Linked DNA regions of Mus musculus: all the other regions are linked to region 1. The links are chromatin loops, found by intact Hi-C in ENCODE. Cell type or tissue: left cerebral cortex. All regions are shown on one strand. Links, peaks and the distances in the headings refer to the core of each region. The heading gives the core; the rest is flanking DNA.

What was found. Hi-C counts contacts between places; a loop is a spot of excess contacts. Peaks named below come from ENCODE experiments on the same cell type or tissue, not always from the same donor. Only the 100,000 strongest peaks of a DNase experiment are listed, where the experiment ranks them.
Region 2: a loop joins it to region 1, with 2.7 times the contacts of the local background. A loop is called at or near these places in 7 of 42 quality-filtered maps.
Region 3: it touches region 1 in a loop (3-fold over the local background); 6 of 42 quality-filtered maps call a loop at or near these places.

The regions. Positions count from the first base shown.
Region 1 is chr1:176,875,556-176,883,728 of GRCm38, reverse strand. Sdccag8 (serologically defined colon cancer antigen 8) reads right to left here. Exons shown (of 18, transcript NM_029756.3): 12 at 5,623-5,739. Among named protein-coding and RNA genes, the nearest start is that of Gm15423, 61 kb to the left of the region's middle. In left cerebral cortex, for the core only: CTCF peaks have their summits at 4,578 (motif pointing left) and 5,820 (motif pointing left); DNase peaks (open chromatin) are centred at 4,541 and 5,799; H3K27ac peaks cover 454 bases.
Region 2 is chr1:176,995,535-177,003,707 of GRCm38, reverse strand. The region is part of intron 16 of Sdccag8 (serologically defined colon cancer antigen 8); the gene reads right to left. Among named protein-coding and RNA genes, the nearest start is that of Gm15423, 59 kb to the right of the region's middle. In left cerebral cortex, for the core only: CTCF peaks have their summits at 3,433 (motif pointing right) and 4,434; a DNase peak (open chromatin) is centred at 4,468; H3K4me3 peaks cover 24 bases; H3K27ac peaks cover 196 bases.
Region 3 is chr1:176,975,321-176,983,493 of GRCm38, reverse strand. The region is part of intron 16 of Sdccag8 (serologically defined colon cancer antigen 8); the gene reads right to left. Among named protein-coding and RNA genes, the nearest start is that of Gm15423, 38 kb to the right of the region's middle. In left cerebral cortex, for the core only: no CTCF peak of the experiment used is centred there; DNase peaks (open chromatin) are centred at 2,488, 3,105 and 4,046; H3K27ac peaks cover 2,550 bases.

The DNA.
Region 1 (8,173 bases), core at 1,553-6,552:
GGCATCAGGTGGGAGCATGTCAGGCATGTGTTGATACCATGTTCTCAATGCAGTCCCACAGGACACTTTGAAAAGCCCTTGTAACTAGCTGAGTGAGATCCTGAGCTGAGAAGAGCCTGGGCTACAGAGTATAGCAAGTTCTAGACTAGCCTGGGCTACATGGTGAGACCTTACTTCACAAAACCAGAAATAGCAAAGAAGGGCCTAGTATTTGATCGATGTCTCACAAGTTTTAGTGACTTTTATCTTGGGACAGTCTGATGGGCCAATGGACCTTCAGTTCACCTCTGTGGAAGTCTTTCCCTGTCACTTCAGCCCTGGAACGGTTCTCAGAAATGTGTTCTCCTCCAGTCCCTGCCTTGTCCAAGCCTAACTACTGCTGGGACCTGCACTTGGGTGGAAGGAAACAGGTCCTCTAAGTGGGGGAGCTGGTGATCTGTATTGTCTTTGCCCCCAGCAGGAGCCTAGATAAGAACTTGGGCTGCTGGGATGTACACACACATACATGTGTCAGGACAGGACACAGAGGTGGCCATCCATGCCCTAAGCTTCAGCATAAAGCTTTTTGCTCCCTTTAGGATAAAGGAGAGTGACTCCCACACTACCCTGCACAGGGTGACTAGAAAAACCTGAGGGGGGGGGGGATAGGGTTGGGAGGGTGGGCAGTCAGTCAGGAAAGCACTTGCTGAGCAGGGTGAGAACAGGAATTTGATCCCAGAAACCAGAAAGTGCCAGGCATGGCAAGCACTGGTTTTGTTCTGAAGTTAAATATTCCTTAATTTTTTTATTTCTGGCACCATCACTATACAGCAATTTGCAAGGCAATATACTTGGTATAAAAAGGGGTGGGGGGAGAAGATGAAGCTACAGGAGATAACTGACCTCAGAAATGCATATCTGTTACTGCACTACATTAATTAATAATGTTTTGTAAACCATGCTATGACAGTTGTGAACAAGAGGGCTTCCCTTTGAAGCTGCAGATGTTTCTAACTATGGACCGTCGCTCCCTCTGAGGCTGATCCTTACAGTTCGTCTTGCATTTGGGACGGCTGTCTCAAAGTAACCTGCAGCTTTCCTGGCAACTCCACCTTCTTTTTCTAAGAACTATAGCCATTTTCTGCTGTTTGCTAGACCTTCTGCCAGCAGATCCACCATTTCGACAGCCAGATCCATAGCTGTCACCATAGGGATTGCCTGGGCATCCTCCACCAACCATGCCCCCTTCATGGACCCACAATTTGATAGCTGTTGTCCATCATAATTTTCAAAGTCATTATACTTTCCTCCACCACCAGAGTTACTTGCACCAAAAATTCTCTCCATCATAATCCCACCACAGCCTCCTCCACCACCATATCCACCACCTTGGTTTCCATATCCTGGTCCACCACCGCCTTAGTCTCCTCTATCTATAGCCAGGATTACCACCATAGCTGTCACCATCATCTCTAAATACATTGTATCGACCTCCATAACTACCACCTCTGCCACCATAGCCTTCTTTTCCACCAAGGTTTCTAACCACAACCAAAACTACCACCACGACCCCCCAACACCCAGGTTTCCTCCATTAAGTAGGAAGCCCCCCCCCAACCTCTCTGTGATCAGCAGACTGCATCTCTTGTTTACAAAGAGCCCTTCTCACTTCATAATTATGCTCACTGGCAGTGTGGTATTTCTGAACAACATTTAGCAGCTCTGTTATGGTCATCAAAAGGAACAAAGGCAAATTCTGCTTTCCCAACTCTGCTGCCTTCCAACCTGGATAATTTCAATGTGCCACACTTTTCAAAGCAGTCTCTCAGACTATATTCTTCGCTATCTTGTTTAATTCCACAAACAATTTTTTTCACTATTCAACGGGCACCAGGCTTTACAGATGCCCCACGAAACTGGCTTCTTTCATTCTACCACACACACATTAACTTTGTGTAGTACAGTACACATTGCTTCATCTATCTCTTCGACGCAAAAGCAAGTCACAAAACCAATGAAATGTTCTGGTAGGGTCTCCCATCACCATAGTCTGTCAGTGTGCCCTACTCTCAGAACATTCTCCTAAGCTATCATTTGCAGCTTCAGAGCTCAGACAGACAATGAACAGCTTCCTCAGATGCTCTGGCCTCTCTGGATCATGCCTCCCCATCCCACCTCTATATGTGCCCTTGTGCTTTATACATCCCTAAGTCACATAACAAATTTAAAATACGATGATTGGGGGGAGGAGGAAGAAAAGGAGGAGCACAAGAGACTGAAGAATAAGGAGAGCAAAGCCTGCTACGAGTACCTTTATCAACACATTTCTCTTTTCTGTTTTTTACTTGCCCTGGACCCTGATCAAAGGCGAGAGGCAACAAAGAAATATCTTTGAGACTCAATTATTTAATTCAAAATTAACAAAGAAAATTCCAAAGATGCATCTTTCATTTCAAATGAGCTAACCCTGTAATGTAGCCAGAGTTTCCTGAAAGTTCCTGAACCTGAAATACAGGACTCTGAAATGATGCAGTTTGCATTTCAGAGTTTCTGGCCCCTTCTGGAACGTGAGAAGACACAAAGGCACAACCCGGCCACATGCTCACAGTGTATCAGAGGACGAAGGTGCAGCTCTGGCAGGGCGACCGGCACAGTACGGAGCACAAAGCCTTCAGAGGGAAACCTAATAAAGAAAGCTAACATGCTTACCAAGTGTCCTTTTCACTTACTTTTAAAGAAGACAGTACTGCACCATTTGAACAGACAAAGACACACCTGCTCTACATTTTGGAATAAACCAACTACAAAACACTTTTTGAGAAAAAGAAATGTCAACATAAGCTTCATGCTATTTGCTAGTAATTATTGTTAATATTCTTCAAAGTAACAATATGATAATATGAGCCTTTCCTTCAATAACATATTTGTAGGTAAAATAATAAATATCTGAGATTTGTTTTAAATATTTTTGTGAAAGGAGAGGAGGTAGAGAAAGACAATGAGAAAGGAAAATTAGAAATTAAGATGGAAAAATATGATAATGAGGTGAAGTTAAGAAAAAAACTGTGAACTGGTGGGACAAGATTGACACACACTGAATCTAAGTGCTGGAAATGCACAGGTTGTTTATAATGTTCCTTTTGTCTCATATGCTTTTAAGTTCCTTGATGGGGTGTGTGTGTGTGTACCTGATGTTTATATAAAAAAGAAAGAAAGTAAAAAGAAGCAAAGAAAGGAAAGAAGAAAAAAAAAAAAAAGAAAATAAATCAAGGCACAAAGTTCCCAATCTGCACACAAAATGCCTTTTGTTTTCCGTGGTGCAGAAGCAGCCCCTGAGACTGACAGCAGCTCTCCAAGCCTGAGCGATACAAAAGAGCTGATGGGAAGGGTAATTCACCCATGGGTCCTGACACAATATAAGAAGAAAAGAAGAAAGTGGGCGGAAGAGACAGCCATTGTTCCCCCTCTAACCTTTCTTTCTAATTATGCCAGAGTCAAGGCTCAGGTCGTGAGGAAAATCATTCCAGTGGTCAAGCATTTGCCCGGCTGTGTATACATCAAAGAGGCTCTTGTGCTCACCACATTCCAGCTCAGTTTCCCACCTACTTTCAAAACCTACCAAGTGGCCAGATTAGCTAAAATATGAATAAAATGATGCATTATGGGGAACACCTGTTTGCAACCCAAGAGACAGTCTCCTGGTTATGATGACTGTATGATACACAAGGCTTTAAAATTAAATATGTTTTATATCATGGTAGGTATTGCAGATAAGTGCTTGACATGTCCAGCTTTTCAAAGCTAAATGTAAATTTCTCTCCTGGGTGCAGATGGTGGCCAAGCTAAATAACTCTTCGGACTTACAGACAGAAGGTCAGGTCATGGCTGAGAGACCAAAGAACAACTGCTGCTTTGCTGCTCCAAATCACCCAGGGAATGAGAAGCGACTACGTCTGAAACTGTCTGTTCAGGACAAACCAGTTACAAAGAGCACCTACAAACTCTCCTCACATTCTGTTCCAGGAAAAAACAGGAGCATGCAAACCTCTCCTCACCCTCACAGGTTTACTGCTACAAACTGGGTCCTCCCCGAGGGTACAGCTTCACCGCAACGGCACCACTAAAGATGACCAGAGAAACTTAGTATTTCAGTCCACCAGGGAGCACGGACGCTCTCCTTCAGTTTCAGCCTTTGTAGCATTATGGGCTGATTAAGAAGACAGCATGCTAAAGAAACAGACACTAGAAGGGATTTAATCTAGGTTATTCATTTCCTAAGACACTCACTCTTGTTACTGTAGGGTTTTGCTTTGTTTTTTGTATTGCTAAACATGATAATGTGATTTTAAATCATCCCCAAACTCTTTGCTTCTGTGTTCTATTAGTAGGAAATATTATACTTCTGTAGTTCAGTATAATAACTCAAAAGATATTTAATATTACAGAGTGTGCCAACCTGACTGCAAAACCCTGTAGGATATCAGAAGGAAGAGAGCACTCCACTTGCTTAGGAGTCCTAGGCTTTCAATCCTTGACTGAGGGAACTTTCCATTCTACTATCAGGGACGCCCCCAACTGGACAAAATAAAATCAGTACATGCTAATATGGAAAGATCTTCTAAGATGTAGAACTCATCATAAAGTTGCATCTACTCATATAAAAACTACTTTTGTTCTGGTTGTCTGGGTTTCGGCTGTGATTTGAAGTATTCTGCACAGGGCTTCATTAGCACTTCCATATTTAATACTTTCCCCATTGCATTTATGTCATTTGTCATCAACAGCTGACGGCTTGAAAGGGAAAATATGTTGAAAATATGATAGAAAGCCTTGCTTAGAAATATGTTGTAAAATTATCTGGAGTCACCTACTTCTGAACTGTACGGATATCTCTAAATTATTGATACTGATACCTCAGTCATATTATTTTAATAGAATACACAATCTGCTTTTCTTGGCTGTAAAGAATGCAAACCTTCAATGGCCTATAATGTAACATAAAAATAGAACATCAAAAGTCAATCTGCCAGAACGTTCTCTTTAAAAGCTTTCCCCAGAGTCAATTAAAATTGGAGTATCTATACAATCTCAACAGAGTTATAACATAAAACATCTGTTCAAACTGAAATTGAAGCGAGTAGCATTTTCCCTAACATTTCTAATTTCACTGTATTTAGGCTTCCTGAGCACACAGATTCATGGCTATCGTAGTTAAAACTGGTCCAACTCTGCCAACAATCAATTTGATTGACATATTTACATATCAACTCATCTCATCTTACAAATTTTAAAGTTTCTCATTTAAAATTGGATGCAAGTTGGCATCTTTCAAGAACTTTATGTGCGTATATTTTAGGTTCAAACTGTGCATTAGAACATTTTTTAAAACTTTTTCTAAGTAATAGATACATATCCAAATGTATATTTATGAACTGTCAAATTGGAATTTCATATGCAAGCAGTTGATTCTCACTACTTCATGTCAGGCGTCTATAAATGAAATTCTTTTAATAGTATGAACTGGGTCCTTACATTAGTTAGAAACATTATAAGAGAAATAGTGCCTTAGGGATAAAACCACAGCAACTTCAGAAAACATGTTACTAACAGCTCACAGCTGACTGTGCCAGCGTGCTTCCTTACCTGGACTTTCATTTCAAGATCCTTGTGAGACTTTGCTTTGTATTCTCTGTGTTCCTTTTCCACCTCATCCTTCTCCATTTTGGTTTTATTCAACTGAAAGCGCATTTCTCCACACACCTGTTAGATTGTAAAAACAGATCAGTAGCCTCTGGAATCAGCAGAGAAATATCTACAATTAGATCCTTTGGTGCCCCCTAGAGGACACACAGATAAAGTACACCAAAACTTTTCTAAGACTTGAATATGGTTTAAGATTTTGGAGGCAGTATAAGGAAGCATTGAGAAATGGCTAGCGATGTTTGCCACCAAGTTTGATTACCTGAGTTAATCTAAAGGTCATGCCTGGAATGAGGAAACTTATTCCTTCAAGTTGTCTTTTTAGTTGCATGAATGCCACAATGTACATTCATTACCCTCTCAAAATCAATCAAAATCTATAAAATAATGCAATGTATAACTAAGGAATAGAAGTTAATTTTCAGGATTATATTATATAAAACAGTTTCAAATGAATATTTTCAACGAAAGGCACTATCATCTGAAATCACGCAAGCTAAAATCAGTAATTAAAACAGTTAAAGTCTGTTATTATTCACACAGATGGTCATTCTCTCTATATTATAAAATATCTTTTAAAAAACTTCAGCTAAGATTTTAAGAAAATTTTTGTGAGGACAGTTTTTGCTAATAAACTATATTGTTGCTGTTCAGGTGTACAATACCAGCATTTATTATAAACCATACAGCCAGCATTAACCACACTGTTGTAGGTATGCAATGTGACCTAAATACCATAAAATAACTTCTGGTAAAAGTCATATGCTGGCTTTAAGCATGCTCTACAATTATAACTGTAGCAGTCTACATAAGAGGAAATATACATTAGAAGTGAAATAACTGTGATATTATTAAATAATATATATAACACCTTTAAAATGCTGCAAACTATTCTGTATGTAATTTACTTTTCTTTAGTCCAGGTCACTCACACGGAGAAACATATTTGAGAAATAGAATTATCAGGAAAATCTAAATAAAGAAACGATGAGCCTTTGCTATAACTGAGAACCTGTAGAAAGTTGAGTTACATCACAACGCTTTCTCTGACTTTCAGATCTGCCTTTTAATGGTTGCATGTTATCTAATGGTTATTCCTGCCTGAAACTTTTCAATTTGGCATTTCTTAAAAAATGAGTTTTAGAAGCTTTGAAAAGTTTTGTTGTTCTTGAGTATTAAACTATAGTAAAGTATGTAACCTACATGCCTCCCTTTGCTCAGATAAAAAGCTCTCTAGAAACAATAAAGGCAGCAGAGTTCCAAAGCTCTGACAAGACAGAAACACAGCCAACAATGCTGCTCCATGGGCATCAGAAATGCTCGCACCATACACAAGTCTATCTGTAATGCATGAGAGTTGATTCTTCCATTCAAAACACTATAAACTTAAAATGCTAAATAACCTGTTCCAAACTGTTTAGCTTCAATAGGTGGACAGATGAATTGGACAACCCTCAATTTATAACATCAGAAAAATAACAATTTCTCAATGATGAAAAACAGAGACTTTATCTAAATGTACTCCATGAGAAATGTCTGAGTCGAGTCCTCTAAAAATCACCTCATTCTTTAATTTTAACTCTCACTTTCTTAGTCCTTTCAGCTCATTGCTTACTGTATTCATCTACAACAAACCTCGAAAGTAAGTCTAGGCATTCTACTGAGGCGGAATTATCATCTGAGGACTGGAGGTTTTCTCAAAGTCACTTAGTCTAATGTGTCACTCTCTGAAGTCTGAGTCCTGTTGGGCAGCTGTGGAGACAAACTCATTTTTTCCATCACTACACTTCATTAAAAGGTGTCTCCTATAAGGAATCACAAACAAGTACCATGGCTTCCATCCCCAAACCTGTGTGTCCATTCTTCTACAGACCCATCTGCATCCCTGTCTCCAGACAAACAGACAGATGGAAGTAAATGGAGAATTAGAGAGAGAAGAGAAACAGCTCCTTTTGTAAATTGTATAAGTAGAAATTAATGTAAAGGCTAAAAAAATTATGATTAATTAATTTAAAACAACAATAGAATAAAATGTATTAAAATTTAAGGAGATATATTATTGTATTATAATATTACCTATAAATTTAGTGATAATGAATTGATTTCATTTATATATGATGTTTGGAAATATTTGCTTTCTTACTGGTCAAGGGACTTACTTGAAATCCAGACAAACTAGTATTTCTTAAAATAAATCAATTAAAACCACTATATGTTTTAGTTCTCACTTCACTGGTCAGAGAGGCCCAAGGCACGAATATATAACTTAATCAATAAAATAAGAATATGCCAAATATAAGATGAAATTAAGAATTTAATAGAAAATGTTGATTTTAAAAGTAGATATGAAACAGAAGAGAGAGGAGGAAACTTCTTATATCAAACAAACCTTTCAGCATGCCTTAAGCAATTATTGGAAAGACCGGGCTCATACTATCTACAGAAAAAGAATCACTCCTTGCTAACTTAGACAGGTAAGTTTTGTTAAAAATTC
Region 2 (8,173 bases), core at 1,516-6,515, 120 kb before region 1:
ATTAAGCACTCTCAGTCATCACTGGGATTTGAAAATCTTACAACAGGTGAATAAACAGGAGACGTGGAAGCAGGGGTGACTATTCAGAATCCATTCATACTGGCTAGTCTACTTCAGGCTGGGTTCCTCTCAGTTCAAGTCCTCCGAAGTAACACTTCCAACCTTATTTCCAAGCACAGCCATCGGACCTGGCGCATGGGCATCCATACCCTGGAAAAGCCAGGAGGAGAAGACTATGAACAGTGTGTGCAACCAGCCTGCATTACCGCAGACTATGAACTGCATATGGGACTCAGCTTGCAGAGAGTGCAGGCCTGCTGAAAGCCATGCACACGCACACTGTTCACCTGTGCTCAGAAACCTAAGCTGCTCAGGGTGGGGCACAGAGCCCATCAAGCACAAATCGAGCAGTACCTGTTGGGGGTGGGGGGAGAAGCCTCAGCCGAGGAGACAGCCATTCCCTTCCCAGCTCCCCATCTTCCCTAAGCACAGCGGCACCGGGTTTGCTACACTCCCATCCCCCCACATCACCAGCTACACAATCCTAACACTGCACTGAGTACAAGTTTTGAAAATCCAATTACCCTAATCACTGTTCGAGGTAATTAATTCTGGCGACTGAACCATGCTAATTTAAAGTTGTATACTTTGTTCCAATACTTAAAAATTGCCACTGCATTTTACATAATTCCCTCTCATTAATGTGGTCAGACAGATTACATGATGAAGAACTCATGCACAGGGTTTTATGTTGTCAGTGGCTGCTTTGCAATGTAAACGTCCTTGGCCAAAACCCACTGTCTTAGTCAGGGTTTCTATTCCTGCACAAACATCAGGACCAAGAAGCAAGTTGGGGAGGAAAGGGTTTATTCAGCTTACACTTTCACACTGCTGTTCATCACCAAGGAAGTCAGGACTGGAACTCAAGTAGGTCAGGAAGCAGGAGCTGATGCAGAAGCAATGGAGGGATGTTCCTTACTGGCTTGCTTCCCCTGGCTTGCTCAGCCTGCTCTCTTATAGAACCAAGACTACCAGCCCAGAGATGGTCCCACCCACAAGGGGTCTTTCCCCTTGATCACTAATTGAGAAAATGCCTTACAGCTGGATCTCCTGGAGGCATTTCCCCAACTGAAGCTCCTTTCTCTGTGATAACTCCAGCCGTGTCAAGGTGACACAAAACTAGCCAGTACACCCACCCTGGTTCAAAAATGATTTAAATGATTCTGGGGAGAGTTACACCTTCCCAGAACTGTTGCCCCTTTCCTTTTCAGAGAAGTTCTCTATTGGTCTGCTGCCCACAGAGACAGAACAGGGTTCTTGAGGGCAGTGATGGTGGTAAATGCCATGCTGGAGCTGAGAGGTTCCTGAGAAGTCATATTTCAGCCCATTATGATGAAAGTTCTGCCAGACAGTGTAAGGTGACTGCCCCAGTGAGACAGCCTGTGGAGGCATTTAGGACAGGGACCTATGGTGTTGGACTCAAAGTCCATCTGTCCTTCCTTCCTTCCTCCATCCATCCATCCATCCATCCATCCATGTATCATCTATCTATCTATCTATCTATCTATCTATCTATCTATCTATCATCTATCTATCTTCTGAGGTGCTCGGATAGAACTCTAGCTTTAGACTAAGCATGTGTTCTACCACAGAACTATAGCCCCAACCCAGACCTCAGGGGTGTGGCTCAGTGGCAAAAGGCTGTCTATCAACTAAAAGCTCTGAGTTACATCCCAGCAGTAAGACAGACAGAAACGAAGGAGGATGAGAGGAATGGGGGAGTCAGTCAATTTGTCTGTCTTCTGTAGAACACTAAGCCTAAGAATTTAGACAAGAGCCTTGAAACAGTGACCCTCTGCAGCATTCTAGAAAACACTGGCTACACAGGTTCTGAGGGCTGCTGGAGTGAGGAAAGAAGAGAAACTTCCTTCTTTGCCCTTCTGCTAGCTCAGGGAGGATAACAGATTTGGTACTGTTTTTAATTCTTTCTCAATTTTCAATCTATTGCATGCTGGTGGTTTTGTGCAGTACAATATGCGCACAGCTGCATTTTAAAATGTCTGTGGTTTTCTGGCTACCCTATGTCAGTTCTTGCCTTGTGGCAGACCAGTAGCAAATCATTTCAGGCCAGTCCCAGTAGCAATCACTGAGACCAAAGAATAGTGCTGGCAGTGGGGGTGGGAGGTGGAAGGAAGCTGCAAACACGATACTGCTCTCAGGATGCTTGCTAAGGTGGCTTCACTGAGCCTTCCTCGGTCACCTGCTAAGCAGCACACCACCAGGGGAGGTATTCAGGCATCCTGAATGTGCCCTGCCACTCCACAAGTCCCCTAAGCGTCCAACAGTGCCACTGAACTCCACCACGGAGTTCCTGCCTAAAACAGTGCTTCCACCAGAGACTTTAGAGCATCGAGGGATGGGCGCACATCCCTCCTTTGTCACTTTCTCAGACGGTTAGAGCTACCTGCCAGGCTGAGCCCCAGTACCTTTAGGGATCTGGTCATGGACGGATGATTGCAGTACAAGGACAAGTGGCAGGCCAAGCATTTCAGATTCTCCATTAGGGATGCTGCTGGGTAGCAAAGTACTTTGTGGCATAATCATGGACCCAGGTTCCATTTCAGTGTCTCAAAAAACAAAGTTGTTTTCTTTGAACCTTAAAGAACCCAGAAACTCACTTGCTTAAAGCCTGAGTTATGCCAACTAGTTCTTCCTAAAGTAAGAGCAGGGTCCTGGTTAAGCATGGCTCTTGAAGACAATAGGGCTGGGAAAAGATGCGGCTGTAAAAGCAGTCTGCAGTGCTGAGCCCAGGGCTCAGGGCCATCTGGAGCTGAGGCAGGAAAAACCCTCCTCCCTCATATCACCTGTCAGTGTCTGCACTCTGTGACACACAGCGTCTAAAGAGTTGTAAGAACACCACCAAGGAATTCCACATCCCTCTATCCCAGTTCTGTGGGGAAGACCTGCTCTACCTGGTTCCTCTCTCCCTCTCACCTCTCCACAGTTGTTCTTTCTCCTTAAAAAGTTACTTTGCAGCCAGGTGGTGGTGACATACACATTTCATCCCAGCACTTGGGAGGCAGAGGCAGAGGCAGAGGCAGAGGCAGAGGCAGAGGCAGAGGCAGAGGCAGAGGCAGAGGCAGAGGCAGAGGCAGAGGCAGAGGCAGAGGCAGAGGCAGAGGCAGAGGCAGAGGCAGAGGCAGAGGCAGAGGCAGAGGCAGAGGCAGAGGCAGAGGCAGAGGAGGCAGAGGCAGATCTCTGAATTCAAGACCAGTCAGGTCTACAGAGTTCCAGGACAACCAGGGCTACACAGAGAACCCGTGTCTTGAAAACACAGAGCAAAACAATCACCCACCCACCTTACTTTAATGTACATATGGGGGTTTTTGCTGGTGGATATGATGTGGTTCCTCCAGAGGCCAGGAGAGGGAGTTAATCCCTTGAACTGGAGTTAGACAGGTAGCTGTGAGCTACCATGTGGATGCTGTGGATCAAACCAGGACCCTCTGGGGGATCAGCCGGTGCTCTCACTGTAGAGCCACCTTCTCCAGGCCCTTTGCTTTTGTTCTCTCTTTAACCTTCTGTTCTTTAGTATATTGGCTGTGTAGCCCAGGCTGGTACTGAACTGGACTCAAGTGAGCTTCCTTCCTCAGTGTCCCATGTCACCCCTCCTGTCCTCTGCTCTACCATCCAGGATTCTTTTTTGAGCACACAGTGAATGGCACGCCCCACTGTCCTTTCCTCTTTGATGTTGCAGTGTTTCCTAAAGAGAAGTGAACCCTTACAGAACTGCTTACTGGCAACTACCTTACTCTATTATTGCTATAGATCACAAGTCTACCTAGAGTAACCACCAGTTTCCTTGCTGACCTAAAGCTATCATCTCTGCCTGCTACAGAAGAGAACCTCTGCACTGTCAGGCTGCCTTTCCAGTCTGGAGCACTTGGTGCTCAGTTTCACTTTGGTGAAGCTCTCCCAAGTTAAGCCAACACTAGTCTTAAAGGAAGGTATGCAGCTATCATGTGTGGGCTCTGCTTAGCCGCTGCCCCAGGGCTTGGAGGCACAGTGCCCTGTTTGAGGAAGATTCTCTTCTAATAAAGTCCTGCTGCTCTAGGGACCTCAGCCCTCATGGAGGGTGTCAAGTGAGGGCCTCCGCCATTTCCTTCCAACTGGACCATCCTTAGGGTGGCCAAATTGGTCACAGAGGTGTGATGGAGGAAGAGTGAGCCCACGGCAGCTAAGTAACCAGATTCAGTCACTACGGTGTACCTACTGGCACACATCTTAATTAGGTTTTAATGCTAGTAATTTGATAACAACTCCTGGCTATGGGCTAGAGAACCTGTCAGTGCTGAAAGCTTTTTATTTAGTTTCTCTTCCCTCTAACACTGAGGCAGCCTCCCCGCTGACCCTTGTCAAAGAACCCCATCTGCTGGTTGCCACGGTAACTGAAGGAGACCAATTGAGCTGAACAGAGCGACTCAGAAATAAAATCTGCAGCCAGAGGAATTCTGCTAAGAGTAATAAATCATTTAGTAAAGGGGGTCCTCCACATGGTGATGAGTGTTGGGATAATATGATGGCATAACTCTTCCAGCTAGAAGGTCCATGACAGATCAGAGTGATTAGACCGGCTGGAGGGCTCATTTGGTTTCTAGTGGGCTCAGGCATCGCAACAGACAGATCCGGCCCAGTTACATGCCACTGTGGGTGGGGGTGAGGGGTAAACTTAACACTTGGACCACAGAATGTTCTTATTTTAAGGAGTGGAAGGCAGCCAGCTGAGGCTCCACACACCTTACTCATTTTTCTTTAAGAACGTGTAAGTTAACCAACTTCCCAAGTGTCTCACCTCAGGTTATCCTCCGCAGCAGCATGTTCCCGCCTGAAGCACCTAAGAGGGCAGGCAATGTACCCTTAGAGGGCAGGGCTTTTTCTTGTTTTCTTTGCTTTGCTTTGCTTTTCTTTCCTTTTTTTTTTTTTTTTTTTTTTTTTTTTTTTTGGTTTTTTTGAGACAGGGTTTCTCTGTGTAGCCCTGGCTGTCCTGGAACTCACTCTGTAGACCAGGCTGGCCTCGAACTCAGAAATCCGCCTACCACCAAGTGTGACCGTGATGGTCTCAGAGGGGCCTAGGGGCTTTGCGCTCTAATTTTGTAAGGCTCCCCTGCACTGAATGATGGGCAGAAGATAAAGGGCCTTGTACCCAGTCCTAGGAGACAGAGGCCAAAGGAGCTGCATTTTCAAAACAAAAGTTCTGGGTTGTGCTAATCGCTAAGCATGTCCCCCTACCTGCCATTTCCTTGTTTGGTGTGGGCAGAGACACAAGGGTCCTGACAGCAGATCAGGACAGGAAGGCAACACCGCTGTACAGGCCGTGCACGGCGCCTTCTCACCCGGCCGGCCACTCCTCACTGGCTGCCCGGCACCATTTTGAGAGGTAATGGTCAGGGACTATGCGTACTCCCTGACCCCGAGAATACACTAACTCACCCTTGGAGATCATTTTCAGCCAAACCAAAGGTAGACTTTGATTTCTCCCTCTGGATGCTGCCAACAAACTGCTTCTGTCTTAGTTTTCAGAGAAGAGGAGCAGCTGTGCACTTAGATCCTGCACCGCCTGCTCTGAACCCAGGCCGCACCCCGCCCAGACAACAGCGACAGCCTCCAGTGCGGCTGGCCACCCCGTGCTGGGCAATTGTCCTCCTGCAGGTGCAGCCAGCCACAGGGCTCCGCATGGGCCACGGGGGCGCGCCCGCCTGTTCCGCCTCTGGATACCGGTGGCTTGGCCAGCACCCCCTGCCCACCATGAGAGGGCCGGCACCTGCAGGGGCCGGCTGGGTGCCTAGCATCTGGCTAGGGAGGCTCCACAGGGGCTCCCGGGGCCTCTGGACTTTGGCAGAAGGAGGGGATTAAAGCGAGCTGGCAGTTGAGGGAGGAGATGGGTGAAAGCTTCATTAACTCCATGCTCGCGGCCCAATTTCATTCTCCTGAGAAGCAATGTGAAAAACAGGTTGATTTCCCGGCGATGCAAGAGGTGCTGTGGGTTTGTATTTGCTGTCTTTAATTCTAATTCCTTATTGGTAAACAAATAAGTGAATCATTGTTTGTTGATGATCATGGACGACCCAATTTTTAATTAAAGAGAAAAAAATCTTGGCTAATAGAGAGGCCAAAGAAATATTACCGCTCGTTTTAATTTCTATGAAGTAATTAAGCTTCTCTTGTGACTTAATTGAAACTGGCAAGACTTAAGAACTCACTCAAAGAGGTGACAATCAAAAGGTGCTGGATGACCCCCCCCCCCAGCGGGTTTTCCGATCAACCCTCAAATGTGCCCTGGAAAACTGTACCCGTGAGTCCTTGAAAATATTTCCAGTGGGCATGCTTTATGCCCAGGCCTTCATTCTTGATTTTTGCCCCTCTACAAAGTTACACTTTAGAGTTTCACTTGTAAGCCCTACTTAGAAATTCCCCTCCAAATGCTTTGTCTGCTCGATCTCCTGAGCTGCCCTCATATTTCAGTTTCCAGACACTCTTGAACTTTGCAGACAGCGCCAGTTTGAGCCTGCACAGAACAATCAGCCAGCGTATCAGTTCCCCTCAGAGACAGTGAGATTTCTCTAGCACAATCTGCCCAACCTGAACTCCTTCCTTCAGAAACATTTTGCGTTTAGAAAGAAACTCGCAGCTGAGCCTCCTAAGAAGCGACATGTAACAGACAGTGCGTGTGGTGCGGGGCGGGCAGCTCGGAATGAAAAGAGAATTTTGTACTTGGTTTCTTCAGCGCCATGCTCATAATGTACACGTGGCCGAAACTGACATCAGACAGGGAAAGTAAGACGCTGGGGGGAGGGGCATGTGAGGGCGGTGGAAAGACAGAAAATATGTTGATAAAAACAGGAACTTCTGTTAATCTACATTTTCCAGTCACTGTCTTAATTAAGAATGTTAGGAAATATGTTACAGTTTAATTGCATTGTTTCAAGAAACTCAGAGGCTGACAAATTCCAGGCTGTGTACACTTGGAAAGAAAATGGGATCCGATTGACAGTTTCTTCTAATTGGCGAATAACAATCAGAATTAGGCTTTTCACAGATACAGGCCCCCAATGAATCCCAAATTCACAAGACAGAGTAAGAATATCCTAACCTTCAATGTGTTAGCAAAAAATGGGCTTGGGGAGGAAAAAAAAGAGAGAAGCTGGCGTGCTCAAGTGTGTAAGAGCACAATTTACAACACAAACACCAATAGTTATTTAAGATGTCCTTGTTAAGAATCTCCACAGGATTTCTAGATGACCCCATTTAACAAGAACAAAGCCAGAAACCATGCCAGTCTGCAGACACATGCCATCTCTAACCGCCTTTCTGCTACTCCAACCTAGTTACACAGGACCTGGCTTCCACCTTCTTTCTGCAGGAGGCTGTGTGTTGCTACAACAGACAAAGAAGAACGCACTGTGGCTGTTCCATGTTCTGAGGGAAGCTGTGCTAGACACACACCTCACATGGCTCTGGTTTTTCATGTTTTTATTATTTTAATGTGCATGTGTACATATGAGTATGATATGTGTGTGCACCTGTGTCTGTGTGTGTGTCTGTCTGTCTGCATGCATGCATGCATGCATGCGTGTGTAATATATGTGAAAATTCAGAAAACAACTTTATGGAGTTGGTTCTCTCCTTCTACCTTGATGGGTATCGAACTCAGAGCACCAGGCTTGCACGGTGAATAGCTTTATGTGCTGATCCAAGTGGTCAGCTCACTATGTCAATTCTACCCTTTCCTTGGTTCTGTGTGTGGGGAGGGCGTCCAGCTGGGGTCAGACATGATAGGCAAGGCATCAATATTCGGTATGCTCTGTTCCCACAGGGCTCAGAAAGGCCAGGAGCTGACTCACCAGTCACTCTCAGAGCTCTCAAAGGTTAATGAAGATTTGCTGAATGCTTCTCTCAGGTCAACCCACTGCTTCCTTGGTTGTTCTCAGCCATTCGACCTTCTATAAGCCAACTTTTGTCACATCTGAGCCTCAGAGTTAGCTATGAACTAACTTTTCCAGCCACTGGCGATTTTACTGCATGTACAAAGTCCTCTTCTCAGCAACAGAGCACAATGCTTGCCTTGCGATGGCCATGTACTGCCAGTACCCTAGGTCTCAGCGCTCAGTTTATG
Region 3 (8,173 bases), core at 1,516-6,515, 100 kb before region 1:
GGGGGGGGGGGGAAAGAAGGCTGCCTTTAGAGTAAAAAGAAAAAACAAAGTATAATCCCATTGCCAAAAAGGGAAAAGCAAATTAGCCACTTTCATGTCACTTAGTTATTATTTTTAAACTTGTATGGTGGCCCAGATGAGAGGACAACTTGTGGGAGCTGGTTCCAGGGATGGAAGGAAGTGACCTTTACTTCCAGAGTGACCTGCTCCAGCTGGGCTGGCCTCAGAAGTATCCCAAAGCATTCACACGAGGACTAAACCAGCTCTGTGAACTCAGGTTACCTGCTTGTCCCAAGCCAGACACAGAGCTACCATGAACCCCTACTGCCCATGGCAGGATTGAGACTCAACACAAGACCTGGTAACTCTCCTCAGACCTTATCTGTGACTGATGTCAACCCAGAGAGAAAGCCAAGGAGTTGGAGTTTCCACCATGTGGCACGCTCCTGGTTCATCCCGTGGATGAAGGGTAGGGAGATTGGAAAGCTAGGATGACATGAGCCAGGGAGGAATGTCTGCGCCGCAGCTCCCTCGGCCCCTTGGCACAGATCAGGGCCCCGCTAATCCTCATTCTCAAGATACATGGCTGAAGTGTAGAGACCTTTCTGACTCATGGACTTATTTCTAGTAAACGCTGGACAAATAGGGAAAGACTGGTTTATTGAGTAACATTATAAATGGACTTTGCACTTGAAATGTGGCCAAGGCAAAGCGTTCTAATAAACTAACTCACATTTATAAGCATTACAAGGGAGAATTATTATTGCAAATTAGGTTGCTAAGTGAAGAATGACCACTTAACTAATCCATTTTGTAAATGTGGATGTAATACATTGGGTTTGCTTACAGTGAGATCTATGACAGCAGCTCGGCCTCCTATCAGCTGCATTTGGAGTCAGACGTTTTGAATCAGGGTCATTCATCACATTTCAGAGCCTCTGGTCTCCCAGAGTGATGAGCAGGATCAAGAAGAGAAAAGCTAAGCTGCCAAGTGGTTACATGAACAATTCTTCAAGGCGAGGCAAACAGACCCTCACAGTTTCCCAGGAATTCTATCCCTTCATTAGACAACAGAAGGATCCTTTCTTCCAAAGCTATTGTAGGTCTCTTTAAAAAACGTGCCCTAAAATTTTCTCCTGTATTATGGAATTTTAACCCTGTGTATTAGATATAAATTTGAAATTAATGCTGATTTTGGTTATTAAAAGTATTATTTGACAGTAGACTGCCATTGTTTGAGACAGGGACTCTTTCAGCAGACTATGCTGACACTAAGGCAGTAAGTGTTTTCCAGCTCATCTCCCCAAGGAAACTAGCAAGCTGACAGTCCAGGTGACACTGAGACAGTGGGGTCTATAAGAAGTTTCCTATGGACACCCAGCTAGCAGTTAGCACATTTGTAATGTGCACTGAAATCTTGATTTGTTGAGTAACGTATGTGTTGTGAAGAGCCACATAGATCACTGTGCAAAATTCAGGGAGAGTGAAAGAATCCTGGTCTAGAGCTATCATTACCAAGCAGGGGACCCAGCAGGGTCCTAAGGAGGCAGTGCAGGTTTCTAGACAGTAGAGTTTCCTAGTAGTGTATCTCAGTTATTGAATAATTTAAATTCTCTGAGTCCCAACTTGGTTTTTTGGAGGAAAATATTCTTCTTATTACTAAATGAGATGACCTGTTGCTTTTAACTGCAGCCAAATCCACAGTGGCCATTCAAAACTAAGCTTTCTTCCTAAGCCGGATCTCTGCTGGTCACTGTGGAAAACACTTTAGATAATCAGCTTAGAGGGAGGGAAGGTTGGTTCTGGTCAAGGATTTCAGGGGTTCAGTCTGTGGTTGCTTCCCTCTGTGGCCATCAGCCTTGGTGTGGCAGTGGCAGATGGCAGGCGGTAGACAGAAAGGTCTTGTGAGAGTCTCCAGGTCTTGTGTTGAGTCTCAATCCTGCCCTCTCATCTCATGCTGCTTGGGAAGCAAAAGGTGGAGGAAGGAGCTTGAACCCCAATATCCTGGCCAAAGGCACACCCCAAATGTCCAATAAGGTTCCCAATGAGGCTCTGCCACCTCCCATTAGCACTGCAGACTCATGACCAAAAGCACAGGGTCCTTTTGAGGACACAGCCTTACCCGCAGGTATGACAGGACACCCTGTTGTGACCTGAAACAGCACTCCCCAACTTCAGAAGGACCAGGCAAGGATTAGGCCTGTCTGCCCGGCTGACTGGGCACAGACAGGAAGTTCTGAACTTAGTCCTATGGCATTAGTACTCAGGTGCTCTGCTTGGCTCCCGAGTCTCAGAGTCGCAGCCTCAAAACAAAGGCAACACTAATAACCCACCATGTACACTGTATGAGTTTCCGTTCTGTGTTTTAAAGGTCACTGAATATATAACAGCTAGATAGCTGAAGCAAAATACCATATTCATCAGTGAAATGGGGAACTCTGCAGCCTTCATCTGTTCTTATTTTAAATTTACCACAGTATGTAAATTAGAGGATTTAAAAAGCATCAGGCAAAATCTCAGCTAGGTGCGAATGAAAAGCACAATCAGAATCGAGTTTGTGCTGCTTCAAGTGTGAGCCTTTGCCAAATGGAAAGGGGCTTAGGTTTTACTACTAATCTGAGCGTGTGCAAAGCCAATAGAAAGATCCCAATTACTGTTAAATACCCAGAGCGGGGATTTGCCGCTAAACTGCCGCAGAGTATTGGTCTCAGGTTGGCTTTTGTGAACATCTTACTTTATGTCCTGAAATCATCACAGGAGAATACCACACACAAAGCTGAACTTTAAATACACAGTGCCAGTCACACCGCCCAAAGAAAACAAACCAAGTGCACTTTGGGTTAGAGACTAAAGCACCTGGTTTGAAAGCCCCCCCCCCTTTTTTTTTCCATGTAGCTGAATCTTTTTAGCCAGGAACAGCAGTTATTCTATCAACTTCACATTTCCAAACAGGATTGATAGCAGAACCAGATAGCCTGCTCTCTCGCAGGGTTTTCTTACACATCCTGAACATTCACACTATATAGAAATGTACAGAGGCGGGTTTGTGATTCACACCCTTGTGGATCTCAGTGGGCCAATATGTTACATTGAGACATCAGCCTACTATTTCAACAACACCCTGTCTGGTTTCCATGGAACAAGCTACCTTCAAAACAAAATGAGCCACATTACAGGATGCCAAGGGGAGAGCAAAACTCAAGTGCCGCCATCTCTTCTCACACAAGCTTCATTAGAGCCGAGTTCCCAGGCTGCACAGATCCTGCAGGCTTAGCAGAGGGCCTGGAGCCATCTGAGCACAGTCTATGTTTCTGAGTCTGAAGCACTTAGGTGACCACAGAGCGCCCTGTGGGGCAGAGACAGACACCCACTGAATCACCAAACCGAACCCTGATCTCATAAATTCTCCGACCCCCTGGCCTGAATTCTCAGTCTTAGAATTATTTTTATTATTTCCTGTTCCACCTAGCAACATAATGATATTTAATCAAGTTTGAAAAATTAAAGTACTAAGATAAATACTTTCTTGGCCTCACAGTGCCCATTTAAAATGTACTGTGCTAGGCTGTGGGCAATCGGTACCCAGAAAGACATGAACTCTGCAACTTGAGGCATTTAGATTCCAGAGTAAAACCAGTGCACACAGAGAGAGCACAGTGAGCAGGCTGACTCCATTCAACCTGAATGTCCTGAAGGCTGGGAAGGATCAGACTGCGAGTCCAGCCTGCACAATGGAGCGTCTAAAACAACAAACTGAGATGCACTTGCTTGCTTCCAGAAATGACTAAGTTCTACATTTTGCCTATGGTTGATGAAGGTGGAAGGCCTGACTATAATTCCAGATTAAGAATCCCACTGAAGGTATGGAGGTGCCTGGCAGCCATGAGGAAACAGAGCAAGGAGGGAGGGGTGAGGAACCAGGTCAAACCAGGAAAAAAACCAACCAAACAAACAAACACCCTATAGAGCTCTAAAGCAACAGCAGAATTTGGAGCTAGGGATAAATCTAAAAAGCCAAATGTTAAAGCCAGGGCTCCAGTTCTGTTTCCCAGATGAGCAACACCCACACTGAGCCTGCTCCTACTGTCTGCATTTTCCTTTGCAAAAGAAACAAATTCAGCACAGAGAGCCTAGACTATTAGTGAGTATAATGGGAGACAACAAGCCAATAATTCCTGTCCTAGAGGCAGACAGTATATTCCTCTGAGTGTGTGTGTGTGTGTGTGTGTGTGTGTGTGTGTGTGTGTGTGTGTGTGGCAAGATGGAGCACCCATACATTTGCGTGTGAATTCACCTGGCATTTGGAAGAAATCATTTGGCCATCTGAGAAGCAGGGTGCTAAAGGGCTGTGCAGAAAGTTCGCAGACAGCTTGGTGGCACAAATATTCAAACTTGGGGTTACAACATATAAGTAAGTCACAAAATTAATTTGGCAGGCAAAAATCAACCTTCTAAATAGTAAAAGTAGGAAATCAATATTGCAAAGTCCATGACAAAATTCAGTATGATTTCATGAAGTCTTCTTTTAGTATGTGTGCATTTTTGTGTGGGTATACTAGGCTTCGATGCTAACTGTATGCAATACTGGAGACCCACACTAGACTGCATATATGTGTGTTTGAATAAAGATGTGAGGGAAGAGCTGAAGCAGAGCTGGGCTACTCTGAATTATATGGCGCAAAGACCTTGTGTTCCCCAGGAACGTGGGAACAAGGGTGGGCAGGCAGGTGAGAAGGGAGTTTCCAGGGTGGGCACAGCCTGGACAGAGCTGAGCATTAGTGGGGAACATCCCTTTGCATAGGCGTATGGTAGCACGTGCTCCAGATTACAGTGCCTCCAACATACACGCTTCAGCAGCATCCTTGTGCATTTCAAGTCTTTGGAAAAAACAAAGAAATCACTGAGTTCCATGTACACACTAGCGGGAGGCAAAGGCTGAGTTCACACCTGTGAGACAGTCACGCTAGAGCACAAGGAATATGTTACCTTGGATACAATCTATGTCTACTTACATATTGTATATGCAAAAAAACAGAGCACCCATACATTTGCGTGTGCACACACACACACTAGTTCTGGTCTGTTCCCTCTTGATATTTTGGTATTTTGAACGTTTGGCAGCTAATGATGATAAAAACTTTTGTGTTCAGCAAGTCATTTTCTTGACACTTTATGATTCCATTGAAGAGAATTCATGCAATTAATGTTGTGATGCTTGACATTTTGGTTTGGTTTGGCTTTGTCTGTCTGTCTGTCTGTCTGTCTGTCCGAGACAGGGTTTCTCTGTTGCTCTGGCTGTCCTGAAACTCTCTCTATAGACCAGGCTGGCTTTGAACTCAAGAGATTCTCCTGCCTTTGCCTCCTGAGTGTTGATGCTTGGCATTTTTATGAATAAACATGTTATTTAAAGATTTTCAATATTCTTTTCAGAACTAACAATCTTGGGGTCATAAACAGTACAACCGGCCAAAGTGAAGGGTGGTTATACTTCTCCCACAGAATGCCATCCTTAATCTTTAGGCACTAGGACAGCTCCTGTGTGTGTACAGTGGAACTCGGTGCAGCTCTACCTGAAGTGCAGGGTGAAGGGTGCTAGCTGGGTGGTGAAAGAAGGGTGGGGCGCATCCAGACAAAGTCAAGATGAAGGACAAGTTGCTAGACAGTGTCTTCTGGATATGGCCAGGACGCTGCCCCAGTGCAGTCACACAGACATGGTCCTATACAGTCTCCCTGGTGTGCCAACAGGGAGAGAGGGAGAGTCTCACAAGGCCTCACTCTCTATGAAGAGCTACAGCCAATATATGGCTGTGAGAGACGAAGTAGTCAGAACTAAACCTCATACATCAAAACAACACTAGCTGAGAGCATGGATTCAAAGACTTCAAAATCACTACAATAGGGAGGCAGAGGTGGAGGCAAAGGCAGAGGCAGAACCAGCACTGGAGGCAGGGGCAGGGGCAGAAGTGGGCATCTGTTTGAGTTTGAAGCCAACCTGGTCTACAGAGTGAGTTCTTGGACAGCCAGGGCTACTCCATAGATTCAGTCTCCAACAAAACAAAACAAAACAAAACAAAACAAAAGCCAAAGAAACAAAAGAACTGTCCTAATTGGGGTTTGTAGATTTCATATACACACAGGCATGTATGTGTAACCATATGTATGTATATGTGTATAACATGTATGCATGTGTAACAATAATAATTACAGAAGAGGAGGTCATGAATTTGAAGGAATATAGGGAGGAGTTGTAAGGGGGAAGAGGAGAGAAGGAAATAATGGATATGGAACTCAAATGAGAAGTATTGCCTAAAACATTAGCCACTGCAACAGGGAGCACTAGAGACTCAGGCACAGAAATTACTTTAAAGACAAGAGACACAGAAGTATGTGTGTTTGGTTAGAATAGGAAATGTGGGACCTCTTTCCAAGTGTCAATTTTTAAAGGCGTCTCTGCATGGTCAGGTGACAGAAGACAAGTTTCCAACCTCAGCTGTATGTTGGTTCTCTTATATAGAAATCATTAGCATTGTGAAAAGTCCCATTTTAGTTGGTTAAGAGAAAAGCTGTCATAATCTGTACCTTAACCATCAAGTGTTAGTGGATCAGGCCACTGAGGAAAGCAAAAGCTAGAAAAGTACTTTACTGCTTCCAAGTGACTGTCATAGACTGGTGAAGTCAGAGTCATTGATGCAACTGCTACCAACCTCAGTAGGTAGCTCCATTAAATGGGACCTACAAAACCTTCCAGACTAAGGGCCAACTACTAACACACTGAGCTAGTACCTGGCCTAAGTCAACAGCAGGCGCCATTTCTGCTCTAATGAGATCAAATCACACCCAACAGCCTCAGTTGCCGCTCAGTGAGGCCCACTGGGTGTTCATTATCGCGCACATACAAACCTTAGGTATATATTCCTTAATGACAGTAACTAAAGACACGTGGGCTGGGCAAGTGCCCCAATGCGAGGTTATAATTAAAAGGTGTAAAAACTTTAACAAATGTTACACATTTTTTGAACAGCAAGTTCCGTATTTTTTTCTCACTTTTGCTTTTCCATAATGTGAGGAAAACTATAAAAGGTAAAGTGTTGGTGCATGTAGACACCTGAGGTCAGCCTTGAGTATCATCTTCAGGAGTCACCATCTTATTCTGACACACAGGCTGTCATTTGGAGCTGGGCTTTAATTCAGCCAGGCTGGCTAACAAGCGCGCTCCAGGGACCCTGTCTCTGCCTTCTCAGCCCTCGGATTATTATGGGGATAATCTGAAAGAAATACGAAGCCTGGATTTTCTTTCTTTTTTTTTTTTTCTTCTTTTCAAATGTAGGTGCTGGGAATCAAACAGGTCCTCACATTTGTGTGGCAAACACTTTACACCCAGCCATTCTATACATCTAAAGATGATGTATAGATAGTGGATATAGGTGTTACAGCATTTAGTGAGGGCCTCCTGAACTCAGGCAGAGTGCAAAAGGTACAGAAAGGACACATTCTTAATGAGTTCCTAGTCTGCTGAGTCGGACATCTTTCTCTTTGTCCGGCTTTTTTGAGATGGTGTTTCTCTCCCATTATAGATGCCCTGTGCTGAAATTCTCAATGTTGAATTTGTCAGTGTGTCCACCACAGCCAGCACAAGTCAGACATCCTCGGGACAGTTAGGATGCCCTGTACATTTCATCAAACTACCGTTTGAACCAACTGCTGAGCACAGGCAGTGATGTCAGAAAGGCTGCCGTTGAGGCCCTGGGAGGATGAGTGACCACAGCACCTGGTATGCAAGTCTAAGGACCTGACTTCAGGCTCCAGACCTCAGTAAGAAGCTGGGTGTGGGCCTGTGGCTGTGCTGCAAGCACCTTATAGCCCCAGAGCTGTGAATGGTGGGCATCCAAGCCAGAGGTAGCTCTAGGGCTTGCTGTCTAGGTTCCAAGACAGACCCTCTGTCAAAGGAGTGAAGCAGAGCGCGATAAAGCGGGATATATTGTTTCTCTTACAGATAGATGTTGCATATGATATTCCTCTAAATCAAAATATGCACTGTTTTTCAAGGCCACCTTTCAAGAACTGGGGGTCTTCAATAAAAATATGTCCCACACCTACAGGCTACAGCAGGTATATCGAAGGAACAGTCAGAGACACAGCACCTTTTCCCAAGTGACTGAGCTATGTACTGTCC